2 separate regions of the Homo sapiens genome follow, and region 1 is linked to region 2. A link is a loop called in an ENCODE intact Hi-C map of the cell type or tissue named here. Cell type or tissue: PC-3. All regions are shown on one strand.

Region 1 (8,000 bases), 86 kb before region 2:
TAACTTTTAAACAGTCAAATACTCCTAGCTTTTAAACTTCTAGGTTTCCAATCCTAGATGAGAAAGACCTTCCCTAATCCTACATTCATATATATCCTGATTGCCTTCAAAAATTTTTGTTTTTCTTTTTTACATTTATGTATTTTTATGTATTTGGAAATATTTTCACATGTGATATAAGGGTCTGATACAATCACATAGTCTCTATAGATGAGGAAAATATTTTGAAGACGTTTAAATCAGCAGTGTTACAAAACAGTTTAAATTGACTGATTCAAGTTTCCTTATTAAATTTTTTGCAATAAGGTAAAAAAATGTGAATAGGTATTATCTATCCATCGTATTTATAAACTGTTGGCTAATTCACCCTAGCAAGCATCTCTCCTCAATTTAAAAATCTGGCTAAGTCAAGGAAGCATGTTCTCATTAATTAAAAGTCATAAGGCCTAGGCAAGACTATACTGATATAATAATTACAATATTTGACTGCAATTCAATACACATACATAAAACAACTATAATGAGTAAAAAAGTTTTAGGTTAAATTCAAACTGTTTTCAGGAGATAGTGCCTAACTGTGCTACATGACATTCTCCATACAAGTCTTCCAATGTAACTGTTACTGTTACATGAAGGACAGACAATCCAATTCTTTGGCTAAAAATGGATGTTTGTAATCAAATTTTCCACGGTTATTAGGACTCGAGACTGTTCTAACACTCAAATGTGGCAGATAAGTCCAAGGTAGTAGGTTGCTTCTAATATTCTCTATATTACAATCTTTTTCATTACATTTCTGCCTCTGCTCATAAAGTAGAATTCTTAATCCTAGTGGCATACTTTACTTCAACATTGTGAAATATTTTAAGTATAACCTGGCTGGGTTTTTGGCTTCCAGGTTCTTCTACTTTTCCAGAAGGATCCTTGAACACTGTCATGCCAGCCAAAGCCCAAGAAAAAACATCCTCTATAATACAGTAGAAGAGAGAGGCACTAAACTGGTCAGTGTCAGTCAGGATTCTTCAGTTTGAAAGATAACAGCTGTTCCCTTCCACACCAGCATAATAAATAAAGAATTCTATGCCCTGGTGTTTTTTTTTTTTTTCCTTTTTGAAACATCACTTTTGATCTCCTTACAATTTATTATCAGCGATGGCATTTTTGCCTGCAGCAGTTTTTCAGCCAACTCCTGACGTGTGTGCATCCACGCAGATCTCTGCTCAATCCCTAAAGTCCCTTTTAGAATTGCAGCAGCATGCATACTCCCCACCACACAAAATACGACACGCATACAGGTGGTTATTTCTTGTGCTGGGTTTCATCTTCAGTACAGGTTAAAAACTCTCAAGGGCACAGCCTTCCTTATCTGCCTCTCAAATTTCCTTTCAAGCATCCTGCACAGTACATTGGTAAAATCCCGGATGATACATAAATCCTCACTGATTGATTTATAACACACACTTACAGATTGTAAATCCTGCTAAGGAAAGGGTCCTGTCTCGTTGTCTTTGTAATCCCGGCAATCTGCTAGCTCCTCAGCTCATGGAGCTCACTCATTTTTTAACCTAATAAGCATTTTGAACATTATTAATTTGCAACATTGGACAAGAGGCTTAAGAACTTTATAGTGACATAATCCTAAGGATATGTCCTTTTCACTAAACACTTTGCTTGTTTGTTTTAAATCAAGAAGACAAATTTCTTCAGAAAACAGTGTCTTTAATTAAGAATTTAATGCTAATAATGATAGCTTGTCACACTCTTCCACATAAAGCTCACCCTAGTAAAAATATTGTAAACAAGAGTGTTCTAATTAAAATAAACAAAGATCCCTCTTTGATCTGGGAATTAAAATAATAAGTACTAAAAACAGCGAAGTACACCAAAATATGGTAACAACTGACATTTTTGCCTAGCTTCATAAATGTATCACTTTTTAAAGAAATTAACTTTTTTCTGTTCAAAATATTTTATTTTCTGTAGTATTACAGAATTTCTAAGCTTTCTAAGGGGATATTTTCAAAGAAGCAGTTGCCGTAAATGTTAAAGAAAATCAAAATTAAAACCCAGTAAACAAAAGCTTTCACTTAAACATCAAACTTATCATGCAGAGAGGAGAAGGGAAGTATTCACAAAAGGAAATATAATATTAAAAAGCTATGTTCTCACTGGTAAAAGACAAGAATTGATGCTATATGAGACTTTAGTAGGGCTGAAGTCTAAATCTATGAAGGCCATTATCTCAGAATCTAATAAAAGTTGTGCTAAAACAAAAATGTTCCCCTAAGACCTAAGCCACTGGTTATCAAACCAGACCAGAGGGAGGCAAAGGAGGGAGGAGAGAAAGAAAAGAAAAAAGAGAAGAGAAGAGAGAAAAGAAAAGAGAAGAGAAAGAGAAAAAAAAGAAAAAAGAGAAGAAAAGAAAAAAGAAAAGGAAAGGAAAGGAAAAGGGAAAGGGAAAGAGAGAAAGAGAAAGAAAAGAAAAAACGTGGGGGAAGAAGGAAGGAAAGGAGGGAGGGAGGGAGGGGAGGGGAGGGAAGGGCAGGGCAGTAGAGTAGAGAGGAGGCAAGTGAATAAGGGAGGGGGAGAAGGGAGGGAGGAAGGAAAAGAAGAAGGAAGTAAGACAAACCTGTTAGGAATGTTAATTCTTAAATCCTATCCCAGACCCACTGAATCCAAAATGCTGGGCTAGGGCCCTCCAGGTAATTCTGATGCATGCTAAATTTGAGAACCACTGGCCTATAGCACATGAACAAAATGAACATATCCAGAAGTGAGGACAGAATATAAAATAAATTTTGCTATAAGTTAAAGCTCATAAAAAAGTGAACATCCTAATCAAGACAAATATTACATTGATGGAATAATAAAGATTAAAATATAATAAATTACACCTTAATGTCTATTTTTGGGGGTAACACCTTATTGAAATATAACTCACATGCCATAAAATTAATACATTTAAATTGTACAATTAATGGTTTTAGTATATCACAGAGTTGTGCAACCATCATGACCAATTTTAGAATATTTTCATCATCCTAAAAAGAAACCCTACACTTTGGTAAGTCTCCCCTATTGCCCTAGTCTCCAGCATCTACTAATATATTCTGTATCTCTACAGATGTGCCTGTTCTGGACATTTCATATGAATGGAACCATAATATGTTCTTCTGTGTCTGCATTCCTTCATTTAACTTAATATTTTCAAGGTTCAGCAATGTCACAGCATGTATCAATACATCATTCCTTTTTCTGACCAAGTAATTTTCTATTATATGAATGGAACATATTCTTTAGCCATTGTTTTTTCCATTCATCCACCCATTACTGGACGTTTGGGTTGTTTCTACCTTTGGGCTATTATAAGTAACACAGCTATGAACATTTGAGTACAAGTTTTGTTTGGACATATATCTTCATTTCTCTTGGGTACATACCTAGGAGTGGAAATAGCTGGGTCAAATGGTAACTCTATTTTTAACAATTTGAGGAATTGCCAGACTGTTTTCCAAATTTATTGCACAATGTTGCATTCCCACGAGCGGTATATGAGGGTTCTGCTTTCTCCATATCCACCCCAACACTTGCTAGTATCTGAATTTTTTACTCTAGCCATCTTAGAGGGTGTGAGGTGGTATCTCATTTGGGTTTTGATTTGCATTTCCCTGATGACTAATGATGTCAGGCATCTTTTCATGTGCATGTTGGCCATTTGTATATCTTCCCTGGAATAAGTCTATTCAGATCCCTTGTTCGTTTCTAAATTGGATCATTTTTCTTATTATTGAGCTGTAAGAATTCTTTATATGTTCTAGATATAAGTCTTTTATCAGATATAAGATTGGCAAATATGATTGGCAAATATTTCTTCCCATTCTCTGGGTTTCCTTTCACTTTCTTGATAGCAATCTTTGAAACACAAAATGTTTACTTTTTAAAAAATATGAAAAAAAGCCAAATTAAAAAAAAACAAAGAAAAAGATACAACAAAAACAAACCAAAAAAAACAAAAACAAAAAACAAAAAATACAGAAAAAAGTTTACTTTTTTAATGTTTCCTGAAAAATACTGGTTTTCAATTCACTATACAATGCTAAGTGTAATTTTTCATTAAGATGCTGGATATTAACATATAGAAACTTACGGGTTTTGCGGTGGACAGTTTATTGGAAACACTGTTCATGTTACAGAGCTATGGCATACAACCACCACTTGGTGGCAGTTAACTGCCAAAAGAGTATTACGAATAAGTTACCTGAATGTAAAAGTCAATGGTTCTGTGACAATCTTGCCATTATCTATATTAATTAATCACTTCCACTGCATGGATAATCAGAAATACAGAGAAACACAAAATAAAGAGTCCATCTGCTTTCCACGGAAACACTTTAAAAATACTGTATACACTACAAGGATAATTTCCCTTGAGATACAACATGCAGAGAGCTCCCATGCTATAAGGGACTCAAGGAAGCAATGCAATGATATTCTGGAAAAAAAAAAAAAACTGGTTGTAGAAGTCTTTAAATTTTAGAAGAAAAGTAAACATTGAAGAAAAAAAAAACTTGTTTATGTGCTCACCGAAAAAAAGGAGGGGGGGATCAAATTGAAGTAGCCAGTAGACATCAGACCAATTTTCCTCAAATGGAAAACGTAGAACATGAAGTCACAGTAAATAAATGGGCATAAGCAGGCAGACAGGCAGGCTGCCAGACACACAGAAAGAAGTGCGGGCAGGCAGAAAAACAGAAATGTACAAGTAACAGAGATTACAAGAGCTAGGAATGCTGATCTCATGGAGGTAGTGAGTAGAAGGATAGTAACCAGAGGCTGGGAAGGCTATGGCACAGGCAGATGAAGAGAGGCTGGTTAATGGGTACAAACATAAAGTTAGATAGAAAGAATAAGTTTTAGTATTCAATAGCACAGTAGTGTAACTACAGTTAACAATAATATATATTTCAAAACAGAAGATCTGAAGTGTTCCCAACACAGAGAAATGATACATGTTTGAGACAATGGATATGCTAAATACTCTGATTGGATCATGACACACTGTAGGCATATATCAAATATCACATGTACCACATAAACATGTACAACTAATATGCATCAATTTAAATATTTTCTTTAGAAAGAGATTCTCTTCTTCAACACAATCTCCAACGGCGCACAACATGCAAGGTGCTATACGAAGCACCAACATAAAGAGAGAGAAGCCAAAGACTTTATGCTCAGTCTACCTGTGAAGACACACATATATGAGTAAGGATGGGAAAGAAATTTCAAATATAAATTGTAAACACTTCTTAAAGCCTAAGGAAGCTGGATGTCACGCTCTAGGAAATGTTTACACCTGCAAAGCTTCTGAACTGAGAGAACAAGAACATAGACAAATGAATCTAAAAGGTAACGTGCAGCATAAATGTAACTGGAAAATAATCAGAAGCAGACAACTCAGAGAACAGCTGAAATAGGACAGAATTAGCATCAAGAAGAGATTAGTTTAGGTAGGAAGTAAAAATGGATGAGAACAATATGAAAACACTGTAAAGAAAAACTTGACAATAGTTGATCATACCCATAAGGATGAAAAAAAAATAAGGAAGTCGTGGGTTAAAAATAGCTCCACAGAGTGAGCCTTAGTGAATAAAAAAGGAGGTAAGTCCACCGAAGTTCTGATTTTAAGACAAAGATGTGGTTTCAAATGTGTCAGGTAAGAGACTTACATAGAAATATCCAGTAGAGGCCAGGCATGGTGGCTCATGCCTGTATTCCCAGCACTTTGGGAGGCTGAGCAGGAGGATCACTTGAGGTCAGGAGTTCAAGACCAGCCTGGCCAACATGGTGAAACCCTGTCTCTACTAAAAATACAAAAATTAGCCGGGCGTGGTGGTGCACACCTGTAGTCCCAGCTACTCAGGAGGCTGAGGCAAGAGAATCATGTGAACCTGGGAGGCAGAGGCTGCAGTGAGCCAAGATCGCGCCACTGCCCTCCAGCCTGGGTAACAGTGTGAAGCTCCATCTCAAAAAAAGAAAAAAGAAATATGCGGTAGAGAGCATATTTCAGGCTAAGAATAATAGAGTTAATATCAGTTTAGCAATTTGAAAACAAATAAATCTTAATCCAATATTCAAAGTAAACAGCCAAAACAATTCTATTAAATGTAGTCCCCTATGGAAAACTTCCGTACTGTTTTAATTAAAATTACCTATTGCTATTCTCCAGGCACAGTTATAAAGCAAAACTTAGATGGGCTTGTAGGGTGGGAGGGAGAGAGGGGATACAGAGTTAAAAAGTACCAGTTTATATATGGAATATAGGTAGCAAAAGGAATTGGAAGCAGACAAAAGCTGAAGGGAAAAATAAATGTAGCCTCAATTTCTGACATTAATGTGGCCATTTAAAAGCTTAATTATTGCTTATAATCTATGTCTGTGCTGTATTAATAAATTTAAATCTCATGAAATATAAATCTTCACTTTTTTTTTTTTTTTTGAGACAGTCTTGTCCCTTCACCCAAGCTGGAGTGCAATGGCGCAATCTCAGCTCACTGCGACCTCTACCTCCTAGGTTCTAGCATAAATCTTCACTTTATTTGCTACTATATAATGCTTATCTCCAAAAGCTCAAAAGAACATTATTGCCTTTACCTTTATAAAATTTATATAGGAAAGACTCCATTTCCTGAGAAAATAAAGTTAGGAGAAATTTAGTTTTTTCCAAAATTAGAAAATGGTCCTTAATTTATCTGGATTTGGAATTGTTGTTGTTGTTGTTTTGGCATATTGAAAGATACCTGTATTTTACAATATTCCACATAGTTAGATAACAGACTTAAATAAATACTTTAAATTAAATACTCATAAAGAATACTATTCTTTCCAATTCTTTAATTTCCTTCAGTTGTTATATTTTTAACATAATAGTTATTAGTGTATTTTTAAAAGAAAGTTTCAAATAGCTAGCTTAAACATTAAAAATACCATCTTCATCTATTACATTATCTAAGGTGCTAACATTTTAATCATTCCAAATAACACTGATAGTAGATAAAATGTGCAAAAAAATCATACAAACTTTGAAGAAATTAATCAAAAACAACCCATTCCATAAGTTAAAAAAATAAAAACACATCTGTTTACCAATGCTTTAAGAAGACAAAATAGTGATAAGTATGTTGATTATTTTGGAGAAATGTTTTCTCTCACTTTTTGTTACGGCACCAAAACTGAAAAGAAAATGGGCTATTTGGTGAGTTCAAATAAAGATAATGGCGGCACCCAATTAAGTAATCAAGTATAACAACCACCTAATTTTATGTAACAACACAGTAGTCAGATACCATCCAAAGACTGTCTTAACACAGTCACACTGGAGGAGATCATATACACACACACACACACATAAATACACACGAGATGACATTAAGACAGGATTACTTTTGGCTGGAGGAAGAAATGGGTGAAGCTTGGTGAAGGGAAAAAACAGAAATGAGCAACCTGAGTGTGTAAACATTTTGCAGAATCCAAGTGGCTTCTTTTACCTCCATTGATCATCTGTCATTTCTGGAGAACCAAATACTACTAGGCACAAAGTATCTCAACTGGCACTCTTCCAGAGAGTAAAAGTGTGACCTGATTAGAAATTAGAAGTTTGTAGGAAACTATAAGGTAATATTTGATCAGGGCAGTCACATCTTTAAGCAGATGAGGAAAGCCTAATCAGAATGATGGGTTATTCTCTGGGAAATATCCTGATACTAACATGGCGAAGTGGGTCTCACAAGGCAGGTCTCACAGGCTCAGAAGAGGCACAAATCACAGGTTATAGTACCATCAGCCCTACTAGTACAAGTCTTTCACATCTCCTTTATTAGTACCTAGCATTTAACTCACAGGCACACATGAGACTGGGTGGAAAAGAGAACGGAAAGAAAGATAGTCTCAATAATTTATTAACAAGGATGATGCAGTATAGTAACAAAAAAGAATGA
Region 2 (8,000 bases):
GGTTACCCAACAGGCTCTGCAGCCAGACTACCTGGGCCTAAACCTCAACTCTGCTGCTTCCTGGACCTGTGACCTTGGGCAAGATAGTCAACCTCTCTGTACCTATCTCAGCATTCTCATTTCTAAAATGGGGCTAACAGTATATTCCCCTTAAGAATGTTTGTGAGAATAAACAAGGTAATACATAGAAAACTTGGAATAGTTCCTTGCATACAGTAAGCTCTCAGTAAATACTGGTAATCACCTGTATTATGCAAACATATATAAATATATAAAAATGAATGATACAGTTTATGCAGTGCAAACATGACACAAATTGTGTGGTACAAGTGAGCAGAAAATTCCTCACAGAACTCACCCACCTCTAACACATTGTCTCAACTGAGTAGTGCTTCTGTGTCTGCTAATAGCTGCATCAGCAGCTCTAACTCTTGGATGGCATAAAAATGATGCAATTTCACAACAAGAAGATTGACTAAACATAAGCCATTTACACTTCAAAAAGCAGTGCAAGGGCAAAAGCGTAACGTCAGATCTCATCTCAAGTATTGTTCTTACCTGGCAAGTGGAAACAATAACTCATCTCCTAACAGTAATAGAAAGGTTAAATTTATGATAGGCTTCAAGTATACAATACCACCATATGCCTAATCCTTTCATAGTTATCTAGTGTCACAGTCCAATGCACACTTCAACGGAATCACTAGTTTCTATGAATGTCATTAGTACGAGCTGGTCTGCACATGGGTTCCCTTCACTTGCATTTTTTTTTTTAATCAACAAGAATTGTCACAGGCAGATTCTAACAGATCCACTGAAACAGATAACACTAAATCAGTTGAACTGATAATAGGCAAGAGAGAACGTTCAGAAACCAATTGTTCCTATGATAATAGTAACCTGGATCAAGACAGACAGCAAAAAATAAACAAGGAAACTATTTTACAGTTTTGAACAAAACAGTATAAACATTCCACCAGGCTTCCCACACCCTAACTACTCTGGTTTTGTAAGCTACTTTAGAGCTTTGGGTATTGGACACCTACTTGTAAATTCCCATTACCATCTTATTTTTCTCAGTCCTAATATATGCCTGATGTTCCTATATAAACATTCCTAGCCTTGTACTTCAGTTTAGGCCAGCTTCTTTTACTTTCCATTCCTTGGATATCTCATCAAACCTAAATATATTCTATTCTATTTCCAAATTTTAGTTATAATTTTAGAAGTTTAAAATTTGAAGGAGAGGACAATATTTTTAGAGTTGACTCCAACACTCACTGGTTTGGCGAAATAAAGTCATTTCTGTAGTTAGAAGGTAATACTTAGCACATGGAGATCAAGCATATGGAAATTAAAATGACAAAACTATATAACTGCTGTCTAAATGCAAAGTTATGACTACTGGATACATTTCACTTTTTTAAAAAACAAGTGAGGGACCATAAATACAAATGCAGATGGTCCTGGAGTTCATTTCACCTCCTCCCCTTCCCCAATTTCTGGATTTTTCAAGGAGCTAGTTCAGCAGGTCAGAGTTAACAACGCAAGAATAGGCTGAAATTAGCTGCTTAGCAACACAAGCTCCCCACTCTAGTAACCTGGAAGTTCCCAGACACACAGTATTACAGTCACCTGGAGGTTCCAGCAAATATGTGGAACTTTTGTGGGGGTGGGAGGGCAGCAGTTGAGATTCCTCTCCTGGAGTGATTACAGGGCACCCTGCAGCACAGGCGAGCCTAGCCTAAGTCCTTTCCGTGGGATGAGCACCTGAGGAATCCCACAAGCTCCCAGGTATGTGTGACCTGCCCACTTTGTACATTGTCCTCAAAGGCTGCATGCTATGCTTTTACAGGTGCATTTTCACTTTTAATTCTCATAGTCTATGACAGGTCATTTACAGATAAGGAAACTGACTTCCAAGAAAGTTAAGATGACCTATTTACTCACCTTTTAAATTAACAACAAACTAAGGAGAATTTAGTGCTTAAAGTGTAATTTCCAAAAGGTTTAGAATCATGACCTTCATGCAAATATAAAAGGAACACATGCCAAAGATATTATTCAGCTCATCAATTAATGAGATTATTAGTACAAACTTGAGTGTGTGTGTGTGTGTGTGTGTGTGTGTGTGTGTGTGTGTGTAGGTGGAGTATTACTGAAATCAATGGTGAATCTATTATAAGAAGGGTTTCCAAGCTGAGTGACAAAGCATTCAGGGTGCCTCACTGAACTAACAGAGACACTGTATGAACTACTAACAGGTTTTTTGGACCCAATTACTTAGTAGAAGTTACTATTAGGTATTTGGTGCTGGTGGCCCCATGAAAAAATTACTGAGACACTGAAGACTAAAACTGAAAGTTTAGTAATGTCTACCATAGAGCAATGAAACATAATATCTGGGGATATTTCTTCAGGGTGGAAATCAATTCTATCCTACTGGACAAAATTCATTTGCATTATTATAGATAAGAATCTTGGTCGGGCGCGGTGGCTCATGCCTGTAATCCCAGCACTTTGGGAGGCCGAGGCGGGTGGATCATGAGGTCAGGAGTTTAAAACCAGCCTGGCCAAGATGGTGAAATCCCGTCTCTACCAAAAATACAAAAATTAGCTCAGAGCAGTGGCAGGCGCCTGTAATCCCAGCTACTCGGGAGGCTGAGGCAGGAGAATTGCTTAAATCCGGGTGGCAGAGGTTGCAGTGAGCCAAGATTGTGCCACTGCACTCCAGCCTGGATGACAGAGTAAGACTCCATCTAGAATCGTTTGCATGACTATTAGTTAACTTCTATCCCTACAGCATTGCAAAATTGCCTAATCAAAAAAAAAGTGAAAGGTATACACCCTGTATCTAGTCACTTCAGGATCCACTAAACAAGCCCAGCGTTCCACTGAAAAGACTCCTAGTAATCTTTTCTGATCATTTTCAAGTCTTGGACAACCTTTCCCACCTTAGATTATGGGCAGTACTACCAAGAGTACCACAAAAATCACGATGCGGGAGTGAAAAAGCAGGATCAGCTATAATCCATGAATATTTCCATCCAGAATTGCAGAGCATCCACTGCCAGCAAGGACATATTGAAAGGGACACACTAATATGCTGATACTGCCACATAACCTGCTACAGCCTTTCTGGAAAGCCACCTAGGAACATGTACTGGAAACCCTACAGGCTCATAACTTTGATTATTTAATTCTACTCCCAGAAATACACACTCAACATACAATCAGAAGTGGACTAAGGTACATAAATATCTCACAGTGTTAATCACAAAAATAAAAAATTTAAAACAAGTTAATTTACCACCTTAAATATTTCTTCTTTCCAGAAGCCTTCAATAAACCCCCAAATCCTTCCTGTGTGATCCAAGGTTGCCCTTACATGTCTCTTACCACATTGTACTCTAATGTCTCACTTGCTTATCCATTTGCCCTACTAGGCTATAATCTCTATGGAAACTTGGACCATGTATTTCAATTGCATGGATTTAGTATGATGCTACATGCATAACAGACAAAGTTGGCTCAATAAATAAAATGTTAAACAGCCTGAAAACATATGTTTCCTCTATAGAAATGAAACCATAATTACAAGTATTAACAAGTATTTTTCACAAAGAGGCCATTTTAATTCCATTTTCAAAAAGCTTTGATATATTCTGACTTACAGTAACCAATTCAGATGCGAGATTCACCAAAAAAAAAAAAAAAAAAGTGAGGTCAGAAACAGCTTTACTGACTTCAAACTTCAGAACTCTTCAACTATCATTCCTTAAAATCAAAAGCATGGGCTTATTTAATAGGATGATATCATCCAGAGAAAAGAATGTGATCGTGTGACTACTTTCTTTGGCTTTAAGCCATAACTAGAAGAATGTATTCAGTCACAGATGTCTCATTTGTAAAGGGATACTCAGGAATTGAAATGCCTGAAGAAGCATAACTTACAAACATCTCTCTGGTTAACGATTTTCCAAAAGAAAATTGTTTGTGTGATTTTAACACCCAAACTTTATAGAGTGTATATATCTCATAATATAGTAATTTTTGGCCAATAATTCCAAAGGAAAATTTTAGATTTACTTCCCCCAAACTCAATAAAACACCAAAACAAAATTATATATGAGAAAAGCCTGAAGTTATATCTTAACCAATTACATTGATAAAATATCAGCATTACGTGTAGACATTTTGAAAGGCAGACCAAGGGCCAAAAAAGTGGATATGCACCTCAGATGTTGCTGGTGTGGAAAAAGGTATCACCTCATCGCACTCAGGTGAGCCATCCTCTGCCACTGGGTATGTGTCCTGAATGCCTCATCACACTATACATTTTCACAGACAACAATAAAGCTCAAAAGAAAACCACTGGATATTAATCGTTGAAAAGAAGTTCTAGATAATGATAAATGTTATCATGAAATGTGATGGAGGGTGTTTTTAATTATTTTAAAAGGAAGTTGCTATTCCTCTTGGGTAGTGCCTTTCACATTTTAAGGAGCATTAAGGCTGACCGAGGGTCTCGTTAAAATGCAGATATTTATTCAGTCAGTCTGAAGTGGGGCCTGAGATTCTGCTTTTCTAACAGGCACTGAGGCATGCCAATGCTATTGGCCTAAGAATTTCAATTTAAGTAACAAGGTTTTAGAGCACCATACAAAGAAATTTATAAACTTAAACAAGGTATGCAACTGTGCGACCTTCCATTTTCCTGCTCCCGCTTCCTCTTTTCATTTCTTCTTTAATCTCAAAGCACTGATTGTCTCCCCTGATGATTTATCAAGACCTTCCTGTTCAGGATTCTCAATATCCTACAGAAGCTGCAATTTAAGATAACAAAACAGGCCAAGCATGGTGGTACACCTGTAATCCCAGCACTTTGGGAGGCCAAGGCGGGCAGATCACCTGAGGTCAAGAGTTCAAGAGAACCCTGGCCAACATGGCGAAACCCCGTCTCTACTAAAAATAAAAAAATTAGCCAGGCGTGGTGGCATGCACCTGTAGCCCCAGCTACTCAGGAGGATGAGGCAGGAGGATCGATAGAACCTGGGAGACAGAGGTTGCAGTGAGCCAAGATTGTCACTGCACTCCAGCCTGAGCAACAGAGCGAGACTCCATCTCCAAAATAAAATAAAATAAAATAACGAAAACAGGTCCCAGTAAGCATTCTTGACAAGGACATCTGATTTTCCAAAAGTAGGTAACTGATACCTATATTGGGATAGGCTGGAAAGCATTACATGAAAAGAAAATTGTTGATATGTCTTCCCATGCCTAGAATGGTTCCCAGTACACAGCAGGCAGGCACTCAAATAATTGTTCAACAAATGGCTATGATCTGATTAAGATTTTTCAGTATTTGAAGGGTAATTAGGTAGAAAACAAGTAAAGATCTTCTATGCTATTTACGGTGGAAAATAGAGAGCTAAGGGTAAACTTCAGCTTTTTTAAAATACATATTTTAGTCATCAGTTGTCTGTCCAATAATGCTACATGTTTTCTCAAAAAGACTGAGCTATCTGAACATGTTCCAGCATAAAAACCAGATGGCTATCTCAGAGGATTACTAAGGAATACACACACCAGGAACAGTAAAGGTTTCAAAGGTCTCCTACCCATCCAAAGGATTCACTCAGAGCATGTGTATTTGGATTAGGAAGAAACTTTTTCTAGAACAGTTTTCCTATTTTGAAAAAAGAAAAAAAGGTTTTTTGGCAGCAATTGGGCTGGCAAGCCAAAACCTTACACATGACCTATGAGTAAATCAAAAGCTTAAATTCACTGGAACTCATAAAAACAAAAGAAACTATTCCACTGTGAAAAATGAATACCTTCAAAGACAATGGTGTGACAAAGACACAGAAATACTCAGAATAACATCCATTTGTTGCAGCATTTGTTTGCCACCTACAAAGAATAACTTTCAGATGCATTTTACCAACAGCAACAAAAAAAATAAAATGTATTTGATGGGAAGTTAATGCACAAATTCACCTCGTTTTCCTAGAAAACCTCAAAGACATCTCGTGTTAATGTGTCAATACCCACAGATTTTTTTGGTGTAATTATGCCGTAATATTTTATCATTGTGAATATTAAAACTACCCCACAGGCTCACTTGATATTTTCAATTTTTTCATCTAAAAAAACCATTTTTTCTAATACTGCTACAAAATAAAAATTTAGATAATTTTTTAAAGATTTAAAATTATTTTTAAACTCACTTTAGAAGTTTTAGTTTCTAAAAGCATGGAACTATTAAAATGCTAATATGGAAAGATGGGGGGGCAGGTGCCATAAGACTAAATACCACTGAATCAAAGGAAATTGATTGTCTAGATGATGTGGAAAAGATAGCTTATAAAGTTAATGAGATCTTATTTAAGGCAAGAGAAACAATTTGCTCACGGACAACAAGGATGAATCAAAATGTTGTCATCAAGTATAACTAATCTAATTAAAAGTACAGCAAAGGCTGGGCTCGGGCCTGTAATCCCAACACTTTGGGAGGCCGAGGCGGGCGGATCACGAGGTCAGGAAATCGAGACCATCCTGGCTGACACGGTGAAACCCCGTGTCTCTACTAAAAATACAAAAACTTAGCCAGGCGTGGTGGCGGGCGCCTGTGGTCCCAGCTACTCGCGAGGCTGAGGCAGGAGAATAGCATGAACCCGGGAGGTGGAGGTTGCAGTGAGCTGAGATCACGCCACTGCACTCCAGCCTGGGCGACAGAGCAAGACACCATCTCAAAAAAAAAAAAAAAAAAAAAAAAAAGGACAGCAAATATTAAGGCAAATATGAAAATAAAACAAAATACGAAGAAAAGTTAAACTATACCAAATGCAGTAAGTAATAAGTAAAAAATAAGTAAAGGGTAGTTAACAGCAAGTCTCAGTAAATTAGAAATAGGTTGAAAGAAATAAAAAAGAAGAATTCCAACAATTATAAGTTATACGCCAAGAAAAGCATGAACAGTCAACACAGTGAGTGTCCTGGAAACATTCCAGAGATTTGAGAGCTACGTAGGAGGATTTCTGATTGGGTAGGAGAGTACCATAAGATCCTTGAAACTCTGGAATTCACAAATTCGTATCTTCCACTATCTTAGCCCTTGATAACAAAAATATCACAATCCTTAAGCAGCAGATAAGGCTAATCCTTACACAGCAGCTTTAGTCAGAGATTTCTTTACCATACCAGATGAAAGTGTCTTGGGCAACCCGCTGGGGTCCCCTTCCACACTTTGGAAGCTTTGTTCTTTTGCTCTTTGCAATAAATCTTGCTACTGCTCACTCTTTGGAAAAAAAAAAAAAAAGAAAGTGTCTTAAAAAACCAATCAACAATAACCCTGAAAGTTTTCTAGGTTTTAAAGCAAGAATACTGCTTTAAACAACAAGAACAAAAGTCATTATAATTTTAGGGGAAATAGACATTCAGAAAACCTAGGTTTTAGTCCAGTTCTATCTCTAGTATCTATTTCTAAGGCTTTCTTTGGAAAAGAAATATTCTTTTCCTTGCCTATGAAGTTCTTTCCAAACTTACAAGGCTACGACGTACTCCTTGCTAATACGAATAAAAACAAAACATTTGACAAATTACCACAAATTAAACACAGATCAAGTATGTCTAATGAAAATTTATCATCTGAATTGAGATGTGCCAGATACGTAAACTACACACCTGAGTTTGAAGATTCTGTGCAAAAAACGGAAACTATAGCATTAGTAGTGATTTCTATTGACCACATGTCAAAATAATATAATTTTAGATTAAATAAGACAAACAAAATTAAAATTCATAACCTTTATAATGAGACTATTAGAAAATTTTGAATTATATAACATACGAAATTACATTTCCATTGTGTTGTACTAAACAGCCTGTTATGTACTGAAATCTTTCACAGTAAGATTTGTCAACCCTTTTTATTTTCCTACAACATCTATTAGATGTGTGGCCCATAATGGATAAGCAGGAATGAACAGAGAAACCTT

Evidence for each region. A loop is a pair of places that touch in the nucleus more often than their neighbours do. Peaks named below come from ENCODE experiments on the same cell type or tissue, not always from the same donor. Only the 100,000 strongest peaks of a DNase experiment are listed, where the experiment ranks them.
Region 1: it touches region 2 in a loop (7-fold over the local background); 30 of 110 quality-filtered maps call a loop at or near these places.

The regions. Positions count from the first base shown.
Region 1 is chr7:144,734,689-144,742,688 of GRCh38, forward strand. All of the region lies in intron 3 of TPK1 (thiamin pyrophosphokinase 1), which reads right to left. Among named protein-coding and RNA genes, the nearest start is that of TPK1, 97 kb to the right of the region's middle. In PC-3, CTCF peaks have their summits at 4,200 (motif pointing right) and 4,399; no DNase peak of the experiment used is centred here.
Region 2 is chr7:144,820,717-144,828,716 of GRCh38, forward strand. All of the region lies in intron 2 of TPK1 (thiamin pyrophosphokinase 1), which reads right to left. Among named protein-coding and RNA genes, the nearest start is that of TPK1, 11 kb to the right of the region's middle. In PC-3, no CTCF peak of the experiment used is centred here; a DNase peak (open chromatin) is centred at 3,855.